Linked DNA regions of Mus musculus: region 2 is linked to region 1. The links are chromatin loops, found by intact Hi-C in ENCODE. Cell type or tissue: left cerebral cortex. All regions are shown on one strand.

Region 1 (8,000 bases):
CTTGGCAATACTTCTCCCTTACCCCGCACACACAAATTATAACTTAGAGGTTTCTGTTCTTTTCCTTCCTTTTCTGGTAGTTTGTTGTTTCTTTGTCCTCCACTTCTTCCCTTTTAACAATTTCTCTTCTACTTCCTCGGAACTTACACAGTGTACCAACCCTATCTAGGCAGTCCAGAAGCAGAGTTGAAACCCACTCCTTCCTCCTTCCACAAGCTGGCTTGGATTGAGTGAGCTCTTAGATGCCAAGGGCAGTTTCAAGAGCCCTGTATCCACTTGCTCAGTACAACAACCCAAGCAAACGAACGCTGGGACCAGGGCCCTTTGCAAGGGAGTACGTGGAAACACAAACCTAGGAAACAGTGGATATGGCCCAAAGAGCCCAAGATCACACCGTAATGGAGAAGTGCCGCAAATTCGCCCCAACATTACAGCCTCATTCTAGTGAGTAAACAGCCAGGCAGCTCTGGCCTCCCCCACTGCAAAGGCTTGTCCCCAGAAGTCTCCAGAACTGAAAACGGAGAGACTCCTGCGCACACCGTCTTTCCTCTTAACATTCCACGGAAAAGTTGTAGATGAGATAGTTCCAGTGAGAGGATACCCACTGACAAACCAGATCTTAGAAATGCCTTTTAAATCCACCATTTATGATCTACGACCCACACACGTTAAATTCCGTACCCTCACTTCCCTATTAAAACAGAAAAACTTCTACCCTAACCTAAACCAAATCCCCATCCCCAGGCTGCCTTGGGGACCTTTCTAACTCTGATTCCCACTATCAGCCTTTGCTTAGCGCTGGTCTGCGAAGCTGTCTATCCATCCGCAAAGGAAAGGCCCTCGGCGGAGTAGACGGGAAGGGCGGGGATGTGGATGCTTATAGTGACCTGCTCTGCGGCTCCCAGTCCTGGCTGCACAGACACCGCAATCCCTAACCCCGCGGTGCCCCTCCCCAAGCCTACCTAAATCCCACCTCGAGTCCCACGCCCTCAGAAAAAGCGGTGGCTTTGCCTGATCGCCCTCTCTCTCCACTGCGACCCTGAATGGGGCTCTTCTGGGCACCGCCAGCCACATCCTCTCGGTGCACGCCCAACGCCTCGTCCCTCGGGTTGACCCCACGGGCTTCGAGCCTCTCGGGAGTTCTTCCCTAGCCTCGCCAGCTGTTCCCGCAGATCCCTCTCTTGAGGCAGTGATATTGTTCCCGCGCTGCCTCCTCCGGCGTCTCTCAGACGGGTCCGGCCTCCACCCAGCCCGCTGCTGTCCACGTGGCTTGGCTGAGCTATATTGAGCTTGCAGGAAGCCCCAAGCTAGAGGAAAGCCGAGCTGAGGCCGGCAGGAGGGGCGGAGGGGGGCGCCCGAGCGCCAAGGGGCGGGCGCTGGGCGGAGGAAGGGGAGGAACCTAGAGCCGAAGAGCCGTGCTGGGCGCGCCGGAGTCACGGCTGGGACCGGGCGGGCGAAAGCGACTCCTCCCCGGACGCCCCGCCTCTCACTCCCGTTACACCCGGGGGAAGGTGTTCCAGAGGCGGCTCCCATCCTCACCCCGCCTCCCTTTTCTCCGGCGCTAACCTCTGCCGGCGGAGCCCACTATGCCAGACACTTTCGACACTTTGCAAAGACAAAGAGCCCTAAACCGGAGGGAGGAGAGAGGAGGAGGCAGAGAAGGAGCGTGAGGTTTGAGCTGGCTGGGTAAGTATCCTGAACACATCTCCTTAGATACCTCTCTGAACCTCTTCAGTGCCCCCAAAGTCCGGAGTGTCTCTGGCTTTGGTAAGTACGCACCCAGCTGGTCCCTGTCCCGGTGCCCCAGGGACGGCGCCCCCTCGCGAGTTGGGGCTGGAGAAATGTTGCTTGTGTTCTCTGAGTACTGAGGTGATCGTCCCGACCCGGGCACAGAAGGGGTGGGAAAGGGACTAGAAAGGTGTAACAGTAGAAATGGGACCAAAGACCCTAGGCGCCAAGAGGGAGACACAAGGAGAGAGATCTCTGTCTCCGCCACGGTGGTCTTCTACCTGCGGGTCAGGGAGGAGACTCCAGCTCTGGGGCTCCAGGCTCTTTGGCACTTACTGGAGGAGCCTGCCGGAGCTCAGTGAAGAGCCTATGGCAGTTGTAGCAGTGGCTCCCGGAGCGGCCGTGGTGACATTGCGCCCAGCACCGCAGTGGATCCCCGCCCGGGCCGCGGGTAGGAGACTCCATCAGGCGCAGATTGTCCCCACTCTCTAGAGAAGCGGAGGTCTCGGGCTGGGACACTGGGGACGCTTGGAAAGCGTTGGTTTTCCAGACCAGAGGTCTGGACAGTGTCCGGATGGAGTCTCCCGATCAGCTGTGGGCAGGCGCGGACCCGGGAGGAGGCTGTTGGTCCCCGGGACACCTCTAATACCGCCCCGTTTCGGATCTCGGGGAGAAGTTGGAGCTTAGGACAGCACAGCAAAAAGCGGTGTGTCAGAAAGTGGGTAGATGAGGGTGGTCAAAGTGAGCGTGGCGGTGGAAAGTCTAAACTTGGAATCTGCTCCAAACCCGTTAGGCGCCGCAGCTGCCAAGAAATAATGGGACAAAAGTTAGCAAAGTCTGCATCTCTGTAGTGTGACCTGCGCAGGGCATGGTCTGCTGCTTTGATATGTGCACGGGGTGGGCAATGGTGACACCGGACAAAGCGACTTGGTTGGAGTACTATTAGCTCGGGATTCGGACCTTTGCGCAAGCAACTTTCAGCCCTCGTTTTTCTACGCGTGGGTGTTTGAGTGTGACCTTGCGGGAGGCAGCGCGGCTGAACTCGAGAAGGGGATTAAGTCTCCCGGTGCCTGCCTCGTAGTACAGGTAAAGCGTGGGGCCCTTCGCCTTGCTTCACCGTGGAGTCTCAGAAAAGGTGCCCGAACCTCCATCCATCTGCTGGAACCTGGAGTTTCTCCAGCCTTTTGCACAAGGGTCCTAGCCAGCTTCTTCCTCCAGCAGGAATTGGTGGCGCGCTCCATGAGAGACATGTGCGCGCCCAAAAGCGTGCGAGTGGGTGGGAGTTGGGATGGTCAAGCCATCTCGGAAGCTGATTGACTCCCGGAGACACTAGTGACCCTCCCCCACCCCCCACCCCCCAGGACAGGAACAAGCTCGCACAGTTGCTACATCAGGCATTTGCCAGACTTTCTCTGTGTTTAATGGGTAAAGCCTGTCCTCTCCCAGTTTACCACTGTCTCGGGTCCCCACGCTTCCATGGACTTGTGGTGAGATGGAGCGCCCACGCCTTCCTGCTGCAGGTGAGGGGCGCTCCCCAGCAGAAAGACTGCTAGGATCAGGGGACGATCTCTGCCACCGCTTCTGACTTGTAGTTGATGCTAACACTGTGCGCACTAAAAGGGCCTCTAGAAGGCGTCCCGAGTCCGGACGCCCCTTGTCCCTTTCCACGATTGCTACTAAATTAAAATTCATCCAGTGACTTCCAGGAGAGCGCTGAGCACCCACCCTGCTAAACCAGAGTGTGCAGTTCTGGAAACTGCGGGCGGTGTCCCTAGGTTTTCTTTCTTGGATGATGGCCCAGAGCGCCCCCAGGTTTGAAAAAGAGGGATGCATTGCCCCCTGTCGGCTGCTTTGGATAGAGCGGTTAAACTAAGCTGTGAGAAAGGGTGACCAAAGCCACTGGGTTGGGCCCCTGCGCCTCTGCACTTCCCCTTCCTGTCCCAAACACCAAAGCCTAGTCATTTTCTGAACTTTCATGATTGGCTAAAAGAAAGAAAAAAAAAAAACTAAAATTCTCCATCTGTGTCTCCTGTGTGTGCCTAAAATTGGGTGTAAGATGAAGAACTTCGCTTTGAACATATGACTTAGCCTCTGAAAACCACAGCTTCCATATCTGTAAAGCGGAGCCATTCCTACGGACTCCAAAGAGTCCTGAAGAACAGATATTATGTATAACTGTGTGTAGACATATACTGGGCAAACAGGCTCGAAAATATGCTTGTGTATATACATGTACGTGAACAGAAGCCAACTAAAGAATAAAAGGATGGATAGAGGACTTCTTCCCTGTCCTTTCTGACATTTCCTTTCCCTGCCTTTTTCGTTCAGGTCATGCTGGCCAGCAAAGCCACAGCCTGGACTTAGCGGGGCCTTCCCCACACTGGCTTTGACCAGATCTGGGGCTAGAAAACAGGAAGTGTTGCTTGACGTGACCACAGGGGTTTCTTCGGGAGTGTGAGCACCACTCTTTTTGGGCTCTGGAGCAGTGAGCACGAGCTGACTTTTTCTGAGCTATTTGTAGATGGCTCTGAGTTCATTCTTCAGGTGCAGGCTACCAGCACCCTTCCCATGCTCCTCCTGAGGTTGGGGCCTCTGAACAGTTGGCTGTCACTAATGTTACAGGTTCTTGAGTCTTCCTTCCCCTTGGGGAAGTAGTTTGTGGATGGGCCTAAAAGAAAAGGATGTCCCGGATCCTCAGTGTGAGTTTGTGACAAGTAAATGTCCCTCTCTCCTCCTACCAAGCAGCCTGTCTTGTCGGAACTCTATTCTATAAACAAGGGTCAGGCAGACCTCTCCAGGAAGGAGCCTCCAGATGTGTGCCTTTGATACCTACCCCTATCAATTTTACCTGGCTGGAATTGCTGACTCAAGGGGTCTGTGTTTGGACAGAGCTTTACTTTGTAGAAGCTGAACCTTAGCTTTCATCCTAAGCCATTCCCGGTCTCCATAAAGCAAACAAAACAGAAAAAATGTAATGTCTACCAGTCAGCTTGTCTTTGTACAATGGTCTCTTCTCCAGAGGTATTTCCCAAGGTCCCCAGTAAATACTCGAGATCCTAGCTAATATGGGGTGCTATGACAAAGTCCAGATTTTATATTGAGCAAAGTTAAAAGGTTAATGATAACTAGCAATGAAACAGAGCAATTATAACAACAATCAGCAATACAAGTTGCTTCAAAACTTATCAGTTTAAAAGTTCTAGAACTTTCTACGTAGTATTCTTTGAACTTCAGCTGATTGTAAGTTAATGAAAATGGGGAAGTGAAACAACTGGCAGGGGGTACTTCTAGAGTGATTACTTCCCAGTGACTGCTTTGTGCACGGAGAGGTGGCCTGGTTAGCGTGAATTCTAGAATCAGACTCTCAGGCCCTTTTGGATCAGTTGCATGACCCACATGGAAACTGCATTCCTCATCACTGGCTTGAGAACCCGAGAGCATGTCTGTTCTAATTCGGTCAGAAGAACATAGACATGAGCCCCATCAGAGCCTGTCTTTGAGTCTCAGTGCCAAGGCTCAATTGCTTTGCAACGTGCCACCCAAGCTATTCTGGGTCCTGGGTCTCTGTTTCATTCTCTGCAAAATAAGAAGCTGTGGCTCTCTGCTGGTAGGCACCTGGCATACAGCAAAACCTCTTCGTAAAGACAGTACCCACCTCCTTTAGGTTTGCTCGGATTCTGCCTCAGAACTAGTCCACTTGGGGAGACTGGAGTGCTACCCCAGGCTCCTCCCCTCTCACTGACAGAGTGACTTCCTGTCTTTCACTAGGTCAAGTTTTTGCCAGCAGTTCTCAATACTGGGTTTGAGAGATGAGGTCTGACTCCTGACTGTGCATTTATAGTAGTGTCTAAGAGGCTTCTGTGAGTAGATGTAAAGAGACCAGTGTGACCTCCTTGTCTACATGCTAAAAGTGATCTTAGACATTATTCTATTCAATTCCTTAGCTTTAATGCAAAACTATTAGCCCTGGGGAACAACACCAAAATGATATGTTAACACTTTTCTGCTCTTCATCTCCAAAACCACTCATTTTTATTCACTCAGGTCTTGATGTGCTTAATGGATAACCAACATCGCACATCACTGGGAAGTCTGGAATTCACCACTTCTTTGGTTACTTTGGTGGTCAGGGTTGTATTTCAGTGATTCCATCTGAGCTAGTGTTTATGGGAACTTTGTTTGGTTCCAGATACCTCACAGGATTCTGGAGGTACTGGAGTAGAAAAGCTGGCTGTCCCGGAGGTCTTAGTATTCTGGGGGAGGTACCTGGGATGATGGCAAGTCATGCCGTGTGTGGTATTTATCAGAACCAAAGCCACTTGTGCTGAAAGATGGAGAGAACCCTCATCTTTGAAGGGTCCACAGAAGGAAACCTGGGGATTCTAAGCCTCAGGGACGTAGGGTTTCTGCTGTCAGTCTGCAGTAAAACAGATGTGTTTTCTTGGGTGATGTCATGCAGATATCAAAAGTGTTGTACACCCTGCGTATGCAAGAGAAATAGAGCCACTGAGACACCAGGCTGTTGTCAGCTTCTGCACAAAGAGGTGAGGCAGCTGGAGGTGGTAGGAACTAGATGCTTTGGCCTCCTATTCCTGCAGTGTGCCCTTTTTCTCTGGCCAGTTTACACACTAGGGTAAGATCCTCACTACAAACTTCTGACTGTATGACCCCAGACCTCAGTGTGAGTGTATGAAGCCAGGAGGCTGCATTGGATTCTCTTGGAAGATGCAGCTTAATACTTTATTTTGAATATTTGACTTGCCCCTCTACATACACCTCCCATTCAGATTTGAACAGCAGATCGGGGAGGGTGGAGTTAAGGAAACAGCAGGCAGAGGTGAGGTAAGGGTGCTGGCGTTCAGTGGGACTGTGTGAACAGCTCAGCTTTTGGACCTCTGTGCAAAGTCTTGGTAGGATGCATGGGCCTCTCCACTGGCTTGTAAACATATGGAGAAGATGAAAGGACAGGTTCGTTGAAGCTTCAGACCTCCAAGTTCCAGTTGAATTAAGTCTGTTTGCCAGAGAAATTGATTGTTTTGTGGCACGAGTCTCTTCTAGTCTCTTCCAAATGGTGGAATGGAGTCCAAAAGTTCTGGAAAGCTCAGAGGAAAACTGTCAATAGGCAGCTGACTTTAAGGTAAAATGGCATATTAACCTCTCAGAAAGCTCCCCATGCTGCCCCCAGGGGAGCCTGCATTTTTTGTTCCTTTGGGTTGTATAAAACCGTTAAAATCCCCTTCTTCCCTATGGGAGAATGAGAGTGAAAAATTACCAAGTTCTCAGAACAGGGACTGAGAAGTGACCCCAAAAGCACTGTGACTGGGAACAAGCCTGGTACCAAAACACTCTAAGCTGACTGGGCAAAGAAGGAGAACTTCAATCAAGTTTAAGATGCCCAGAACGGATTGAGACTAGCTACTGTGATCCTGGTGAGGCTCTGCCATTTTCCTCTTCAACCCTCTAAGTCCCAAGTAGGAGGCAGCAGTGTAAAAGGCTCACCCTGCTTCTGCCTCCTAGGAGGAGCCTAGGAGACAGAGGTTTATGTAAGCATGCCTTATTTGCCTTCCTGAGAAGGATTTCAGTGGCCTCTACTTTTTACCAAGGGTTTAGTGTATGCACCAATATGTGTATTTGAAACATTTTGAGTTTAAACAGAAAATTCAAGTTGAATAAAGGACTTACCCCTCCTACACAGGTTGGGGCAGGGCTTGGGTAAATCAGCAGGAAATGATGCAGTGCCTTCTTTACCTCTGGAAAACAGCCACAGGAAGAGGCTGGGATCCAGGATTGCATGGCAGTCCAGATGTGCAGAGGCCCTGGAGAGAGACCATGGGGACTGGGAGAAGAAGGACCAACTGGAGCACTTCCGCCCTAATCCAACCTGCTATACACAACCTCGGGCTTCTGGAAATACAGCCACCCAGCATCCAGGGATATGGCTGGGGCTCTGGACAGGGAAGCTGGAGGGATTCTTCAGGGTAACCTCCTGGGGAGGACATTGGGAGGAGTCAGGTGTAGAGGGCACCCTGGGTAGACTGGTGATGTCCAATCCACACTTGTTATCTACTCTGATACTGCCGCAGCCTGAGGCTGCAGTATGTCAGTCCAAAGATTACCCTACCTTCAGTCAAAAGAGAGAATGGATCCTGTCGGTGGGGGACTACAGAGTTCTTAGAAGTACCGGTTTAACCCATTGTACCCAATTGCCCCTACGTGCGCCAAAGATAAAATGGTAGCAAGGTCCTTTATTAACTTTCTGTTGACACACTAAA
Region 2 (8,000 bases), 710 kb before region 1:
TCAGTACTACCAGCTAGGAACCAAGTGTTTAAAATACAGGTAGGTGTCTGTGAAGGGATATTTTACATTCAGACCAGTACATTACTCAAAAGATGATCTTAGCTGCCAGGCACTGGGAAACATAGACTGTCCTCACCTAAGTGAGCCTCAGTGGGTTGTGCAGCCTGGGCACCTTAAGGATGCTGACACCAGACTGCAACAGTATGAATGTCTGGAAGGACAGCCTGAATAAGCACATCGTGAATTTATGATCCACAAAATTCGGATGAAATTTAAAACCCCAGTGATCTGGAAAAATGGCTAGGAGCGATAGTAAGTGGGATAAAATCAATTGGTGATTTTTCCTAGAATCAATTATTCTGTCAGTTACTGCTAAAGGGCCATTTTTTAATTCAGTCCATCTTAATTTATTACATGGACATTGCAGGTTACTCTCGCAGCTAGCTGGATCCCTCTTACTGCCAAATCCTCAAAATCATTTTCGAATTACATCTTATCATACTATTTCCCCAAAGGGCTACAGGGAGAGAGAATCCATTTCTTATTAATCTCTAACTAATAGTCTAGGGGCTACAGTGCCAGCTTCTTCTGAAGAAATGGCCTTTTGTCCTTCATTTTGCTAAGTACCAGTTGTAGATCCCATCAGTAAACACCACAGATTCCAGAAGCGCCTCTTTCCCTTTTCTCTGATCACACTGTCTTTATGTTGTCACATCTAATTTATGTCATTTTCTCAATTGAGGGAGGTGCCTTTAAAATGGCCTTTTTGAAGGGCAACTATCATAAACAGACCGTTAACCAGCCCCTGGTCCCCTTCCACCCCCACTGTATCTGCTAACCAAGGACTCAGAAGCTGGCCTCCCGGGTCTGAATGAATTGTCTTTATAATGTGTATCTGGCTATCTTTTGACAGGGTTAGCACATGAAAGTGACCTCAAATTATGCTTCTTCTTTGTAAATTAGCTGGGAAGATGTATGAAGGAAATAAAAGAGGATAGGGCTCTCCAGATCTGTTAGGGATGTGTGCTACAATAATAAATCTGAGTTTTAAAATAGCTGGTGGGCTTGAATCTCTAAAGAATCTCAAGGGGAAAATATTCATCGGTTGGAAGAGAAACTTGTGTATTATCTGGAGCAAACAAATATCACTTCCTCTCATGCGGCTCACATGCAAAAAGTCAGGCTTCTGTAGAGGTATACCTTATAGTCAGTAAGCAGAGTTAAGAACCTACTATGTACTTGGCTTTGTGATAAGGGTTGGGAGGAGTGGTTTAATCTAGAAGATGTGGGGCTGGAAAGATGGCTCAGTGGTTAAGAGCACTGTTGCTCTTGGAGAGGGCTAGGATTCAATTCCCAGCATCCACATGGTGATTCACAGTAATCTATAACTCCAGTTCCAGGAGTCCCAGTGCTCTGTTTTGCCCTATCCAAGTACCAGACATGTACATGGAGCACATGCATATACACAGCACCCCCCCCAAAAAAACCAACAAACAAACAAACAAAAACAAAAACAACCCCCCACCCCCACCTCACACACAGAACACAGGACAAATAAATCTGAATTTTAAAAAACGATAAAAGTTGTTTTTTCTTGGCTTCAACAAATAACCCATGTACCTGAGGATACACACACCGACATGGGGGTACTTCTTTACATTCTTCTTTTATCCCTCCTTTCCTACCTCAGATGTCCACCTTCCAGCTCCAGTCCTAGTCCTAGTCTTAGACCCAACCCCAGCCCCAGCCCCAGCCCCAGCCCCAGCCCCAGCCCCAGCCCCAGCCCCAGCCCCAGCCCCAGCCCCAGCCCCAGCCCCAGCCCCAGCCCCAGCCCCAGCCCCATTCTAGCCTTATCCCCAGCCTCAATTGCAGGGACAAAGAAATCAAGTTCAAAGCTGGATGACCTTAGATGAATTATTCATTCTTATATACTGTCTGTAGCAGTCAAATGGCATATCTAGCAGATAAACGCATATCGTTCCTGATGGTAATTTGAAGACCAGTCTCCACATGTTAGATCTAATATGTGACTAGGAATAAATAGTAAAACCCCATAAAAGCTAGTTTCAACCTCATTTTCCTCCTCTGTCCTGCCTTTTTCTCTGTGAAGGTCATAGGGCTGAGTGCCTGTGTTCAGTTCCATCTCATCTCATACAATAGAGAAGGCTATTGTCTACAAGTCAGCGACCTTGCTCCCAAGGGGCTGATAAAAGTATTGATCTCATGGAAGGCTGTAGGGATCTATGAATTCATGCATGTAAAATCACCTTAACAGGGCCCCAGCATTTGATCACACTATGGCTTTCCTTTCATTCACATATATTACAAGCATAATTAGCATTCCTCATTTATGTGTCTCATTTATACTATTCATTACTGCTATTATTACAAACAAATAGGTTCTGTAGGAGGAGGGTGCATGAACGTGGGACCTGATTTAGTTTTTCTTCAGCTAGATTACAGCCCTGCTTATGGTGTTTCTTGTTATAAGTGGAGAAGTGAGAAGAATTAACAAGGTATTTCAGAGTGGACAGGTTGTCACTTTGTGTTCAGTTTGCTTAAATATCAGTAAATACCCACTCTAAAGCGTTTTCTAGGGAGGAGGAGGCTGCGGTGGAATCTGATGCCTCTGGACCACACAGAGCACCATTCTTCAGGCTTTCATGGTCAGGTTCTGCCTACCATCCCAACTCTCCACACTGACATTTCTTCTTGACCCAGGGGTCAGGTCTGAGCCAAGGAAGGCAGAGCACTTGAAGGAGGAAAGAGAAGAGGCATACTTCCCTTATCACACCACATTTTTGGTTATCACCTGTCCAAGGGGAGTGAGCCACAATGTTAGCCACACTTGCAAAATTTTATTTCCAATATCCATGTTTAAAAAAAAAAACAAGTGAGAGGCAGCAGTAAAATTAACTTTACTAACCCATTTTATTAAACCCAGTATGCAAAAATGTTATCAAATCAGCTTATAGACAGAATAAATGTTACTGAGTTATTTTATGGTCTTGCTTCTGTATTAGTTTTGAAATCTGTGTTTGTTTTACAAATCTTAGTGGGAGCAAATCTTAGTGGGAGTTCAGTTTTTAAATGGTCAGAATATTGGTCTGGCTACTGTTCTGGAAAGTGTAGCTTTGGAGGTAGTCAGAGCAGGAGGTTCAAACCAAAGTTCTAACTGGTAGTTGGGGGTCTCAAGCAAGTGGTTTATTCTCTGAGCCTGCCTTAGTTTCCTCATTTATACACTGAAAATAATCCCATGCAGGTATTAAGAAACATGGAAATAGTAAGGCACTGTGCACAGAACCTGGCGTGTGGCAGGTGCCTAGTGAATGCTCATCTGACCCTCTTCTAGCTTTCCTGTACAACTTTCAGAGGCGGTTACAGTTACAGTTCACAGGATACGCAGCATATAGGGGATGGTGCTTTTGCTCCATATTTCATCTTCTGATCAGCATTTCTTCTTCTCTCACATCTATATCAGCAGAAGCAAGCAGGGAAACAAAGAAGCACATGTACAAACAGAAAGTAACAAACAGCATGCATGTTTCTGATAGAGCAATGGGTGGTCATGAAAGGTAAGAGAACTTTTCACAGGGACTGGGCCTCCAGTCCTATACCTTCTTGCCTTTGGCATTTCTACTTTCTGCCTCCTGTTCCGAATAAGATGTAGAAGCTCCTTTACAGCACACACGAACTGCCATGCTCTCCTTCACACTTGTGGTATGAGTACTGTGTGTCCCTCAGAAATGTGCGCCTTGTGTTTATGGTTGTAGGTTTCCTATCTGTCAAGGATAGTGTTTTACACATACTTTAAATGCTCCAGAGATGAGCACTAAATGAAATTGCTCATCCCCGGAGTTGTTCTTAAGGATGTATGTCACTAATCACTGTCCTTTCGTTTCTAGAACCATGGACAAATTATTCTACCTTCACCTGCCATTTTGTATGTATAACATTACATCTGAACTGCTTCCATTACTGAGGGGGTTCTTAAAGGTACCAGTAAATGCTCCTATGATCCTCCTCTAGTCTTCCTGTGTAGCCCTCAATGTCCCTGACAGGATAGACCAGGTTTATGGGAAGAATAGAATCTTATTAAAGGCATTTGCATAAATTAGTGTCATACAACACCTAGGCCCAGTTCTGGGACTCATGAGAGAAAGGTAGGAGGAAGGGAAGGGAAGACAAAGGCTGCTAAAATGTGCTTCTCCCCATCTCTAATTTTGTCAAGATCCAGCCTCCATATATATCCCTGTTAGCACTTCTGAGTGGAAGCCTGCCTTCCAGATGGCTGGGGAAAGGCTTATAAGACAGCCACAAATAATTCTTGAAAAAATTTCTCATTAAAAGTGAATGAAAGCATCAATTTTCAACATACCCATTTCAAACTCTAAGAATTTTTAAAGGAAATTAGATGTATGTGATCTGAAGCATACCAGAAGACATTGAAAACTCTGAAACTAGCTCCTCATCCACCCACACGTTGATGATGTGTTCTCTCCCCGTGTGAGCATGGCTTGGGTATTGTAGAGGTCATGTCTCATGAAGGAGGATCTCCATGACCACATAGAGATAGGATTTCTATGGCACTTGTAATGGTAATGGTATCCATACGCAGGGACATTCTAAGGGATAATCTTATTACGACTAAAAAGTGTATCAAAGTGCTTTTTTTTTCTGGATAATATTATAAATCATGGCACAGAGCTTCTTTCCTACCTCAGACCATTTATGTTCCCAGATGAAAGACACACACAGCCTTACAGTTTTAAATATGCCTTAAACAGCACAATAGCTGGGCAGCTGCCTGCCCTCCATGCTGTAGGAATCTACTTTCCGATCGATAACCCCAACTCATCACTTACTATTGACTATGTTCCATCTGGGCTGCACTTAACTCCAACTGAGCAGCCCTCTGGGCCACTTTCTCTTGGCCCTTAGTCTATGGTGGCTCTCCTTTTTCCTCCTGCTCATTCTGCCTTTATCCCATGGTGGTTCTCCTCCCTCTCCTAGTGGTCCTCTTTTCCTCAAGCCCAGGAAATGTCAATCCCGCCTATGTCTCTTCTGCCCAGCTATTGGGTTTCGTCATCTTTATTCACCAATCAGAATTAACTTGGAGGCAGCAACCCAGAGGCTATACACAAACTGCAGGTCTTGGGGGTCACACAATAGACAGTAAAAGACAAAACCTCAACATGAGACTTTTAGGACTGGCTACTCCACAGGTCTAAAAAATTCCCTTGTGCTTTTTTAGCCACTCAATGGATCTGGTATTAAGTCAGAGTGATGCTTTGAGGGGCTGCTGAGGTAACAAAGCCCTAACCTCATGGTAAGGCCCATGCAGAGATCCCGTTCTGTTTTCCCTCCACACTGTCTTCCTCTTGCTCTACACATCCTGCTAGAACAATGTCCCTATGAGTCTACCTCTGATGTCTCTTGTGCATTTTCTTCTACTCTTCTCTAGCTCACTTCCTCACTCCATTGTGGGTAATCTCAAAAGAGCCTCTTAGCCCATCTCTCTTCCTTATTGTCCTCTAATTTGCTCTCTGCCCTGTTAGAAAACTGACTTTATAAAATGCACAGATGCTTTTGAGCTTTAATATGCATAAACAAATGGTCATTTGTTTATGCATATAAAATGACAACAAGCCCAGTGAGTTAAGCCAACACATATTTGTTGCCTCACAATTTTTGTGAACTTAATATCTTATCTCAGCACAGGAGCTGGGCGTGGTGGCACACGCCTTTAATCCCAGCACTCGGGAGGCAGAGGCAGGCAGATTTCTGAGTTTGAGACCAGCCTGGACTGCAAAGTGAGTTCCAGGACAGCCAGGGCTATACAGAGAAACCCTGCCTTGAAAAACCATATATATGTGTGTGTGTATATATATATATATATATATATCGGATATCTCAGCACAGACCTGCTGGAGACCTTCTATATCATGGTCTCTCGAAGCTGTAATTGGTTTGGCTAGGACTAGGATTTTGATTGAAGAGAATTTGTGTAACATGTAATCTTGAAGACGAACCCAAAGAAATTAGGAATGATTTCTTAGTAACTCTATATATCAAACTCAACATTTCATATTATTTCTTGCCTGGTCTGCTCCATACATGATCCCTGGAACTCCAGGCCCAATTAAATTCCTGATGGACTCCTAACATGCTGGGGTATTGAGTCTAGCAGCAGCTTTATCAATGACCTTCTCACTCACTACATTGTCTTTCCTTCTTTCCCCCAGGAATCAACTGTGTAATCAAATCACATTATTTTGTGAATCCTTTATTCCCCCCTGGATAGCAGAGTATTTGTACCTCATCAACGTATGAACTATGGCCCTACAGGATCCTCCTTCCTCCTTGTTAATATATATGTCTTTTTCTACTAGAACAGAGTCTGTGTCTTTTTTTTTCCCATGTCAGTTGTCAATCTAAATAAATGACACCTATATGTGCTTAGTTGTGGTTCTGTAAAGAATAAATCATGGTGAAAACTATTTTTCTCTGTAGAATATAAGTGCTATTGTCAGGGAAGGTAACCAAAGTAAAACTCAGAGAAATTGCAATTATTCTCACACCATGTCTAATCCATGTCACAAATGCTGACCCTGAACTTTTGTTTCATTTAGACACCCTTGGGGGACAGTATTGGGGTTTTTGTGAGGGGAGAATAGACAGCTATTCTCTAGATCATTTTGGTCAGATTTAAAAAGAACAAGAGAACTCTCAGAAAACTCAAGGTCCAATGCTTGGTTGGTCAGTGAGCTGCCTGCTTATTTGGAGTAAGGAGTACATGACATCATGTCCCAAGAAGCCCACATCTGTACCATCTGGAGGGGCTGATGGGGCAGACACTACTCATACATGGCCACCAGTATTTCCTCTGAATGGTCCAATTATTCCACAGCTCCTCTGTTGAGTGGAAACAAGTAATAAACAGGGATGAGGGGAAGGAAAAGGCTCTTCAGCTAGTTAGCATGCTGTGTGGTCCCCAGGAACAGGGCAGCGATTCATGAGTCTTCCCAACCATATGTTAATAGAACTCTGTAATCAATTTAAGAAAGGAGCAATCTCATGAATGCTTAACTTAAAGTAGCTTCATAGTTTTAGAGCACAGAGAGGCCCCCTTTTCCTGTGTTAAATGCCATTGATTTTTTTTATTATTTTATTTAAAAATTTATTTGTTCTATTTTTATCTCTAGAAAATCACATAGCAACTATACTACCAGAATGCATTATAGACAAACTAAAAAGCATATTATATAAACCTTAGTGGATCTGTCTTTATTAGCTAATTCTACCCATTAGTCCTCACATTAGTATGCATCTACTTTTATTCCACTCTTGTTATTTCAATATTTGTATAATTCTATGCTAGACTACTTTAGAGCTTAGGATTTTCTGGGTAGGTTTGACAATAAACCCAGCATGGCAATATATTCAGACATATGTTATAGTATATGGCAGGACTTTGTAACACTAACAAGGAAGCTTGGCTCTTCTCTCTAGGATGGAAAAGACTGAGTAGAAGAGCTAACATGAGTGGGAAGCCTAGTCCTCAAAATTTCTGCCATTTGTTGACTTGTAGAGCATGCTATATACCTTTGCTCCTAGATTCTTTTGTTTCCCCGACCAAAAGTAACACTGGGACAAAAGGATTTATTTCAGTTTACTGGTTATAGCTCATTATTGAGGGAAGTCAGGGTGGAGACTCAAGCAGGAACTTGAAGCAGAAACCTCAGAGGAACTTTAATTGTTGGCTTGCTCACAGACTCAGGCTTAGATTTTTAAAAATAATACAGCCCAGGACCACCTGACCAGGGAATGGTGCTATTTGTTGTGGGAGAGCCTCCTACATTAATTAATAAATAAGATACTCATGGACTCAGCCTCAGACCAATGTGAACTGGACAATCCCCAAACTGAGATTCTCTTCTTAGGCAAGGTAGCAGTTAAAGCTAGCAAGGACATCTCCCATGCATTGTTTCAGTTAATCA

What was found. Peaks named below come from ENCODE experiments on the same cell type or tissue, not always from the same donor. Only the 100,000 strongest peaks of a DNase experiment are listed, where the experiment ranks them.
Region 2: a loop joins it to region 1, with 2.8 times the contacts of the local background. A loop is called at or near these places in 2 of 42 quality-filtered maps.

What each region holds. Positions count from the first base shown.
Region 1 is chr15:67,170,318-67,178,317 of GRCm38, reverse strand. St3gal1 (ST3 beta-galactoside alpha-2,3-sialyltransferase 1) reads left to right here and starts at 1,436. Exons shown (of 9, transcript NM_009177.4): 1 at 1,436-1,686. It overlaps Gm31400 (a long non-coding RNA gene), which reads right to left. Exons shown (of 2, transcript XR_384162.3): 1 at 7,411-8,000; 2 at 6,437-6,820. In left cerebral cortex, CTCF peaks have their summits at 1,312 and 3,567; DNase peaks (open chromatin) are centred at 2,405, 2,942, 3,531, 4,104 and 3 more places; H3K4me3 peaks cover 4,213 bases; H3K27ac peaks cover 3,497 bases.
Region 2 is chr15:67,884,995-67,892,994 of GRCm38, reverse strand. No RefSeq gene overlaps it. Among named protein-coding and RNA genes, the nearest start is that of Zfat, 370 kb to the left of the region's middle. In left cerebral cortex, no CTCF peak of the experiment used is centred here; DNase peaks (open chromatin) are centred at 3,879 and 4,255; H3K27ac peaks cover 1,018 bases.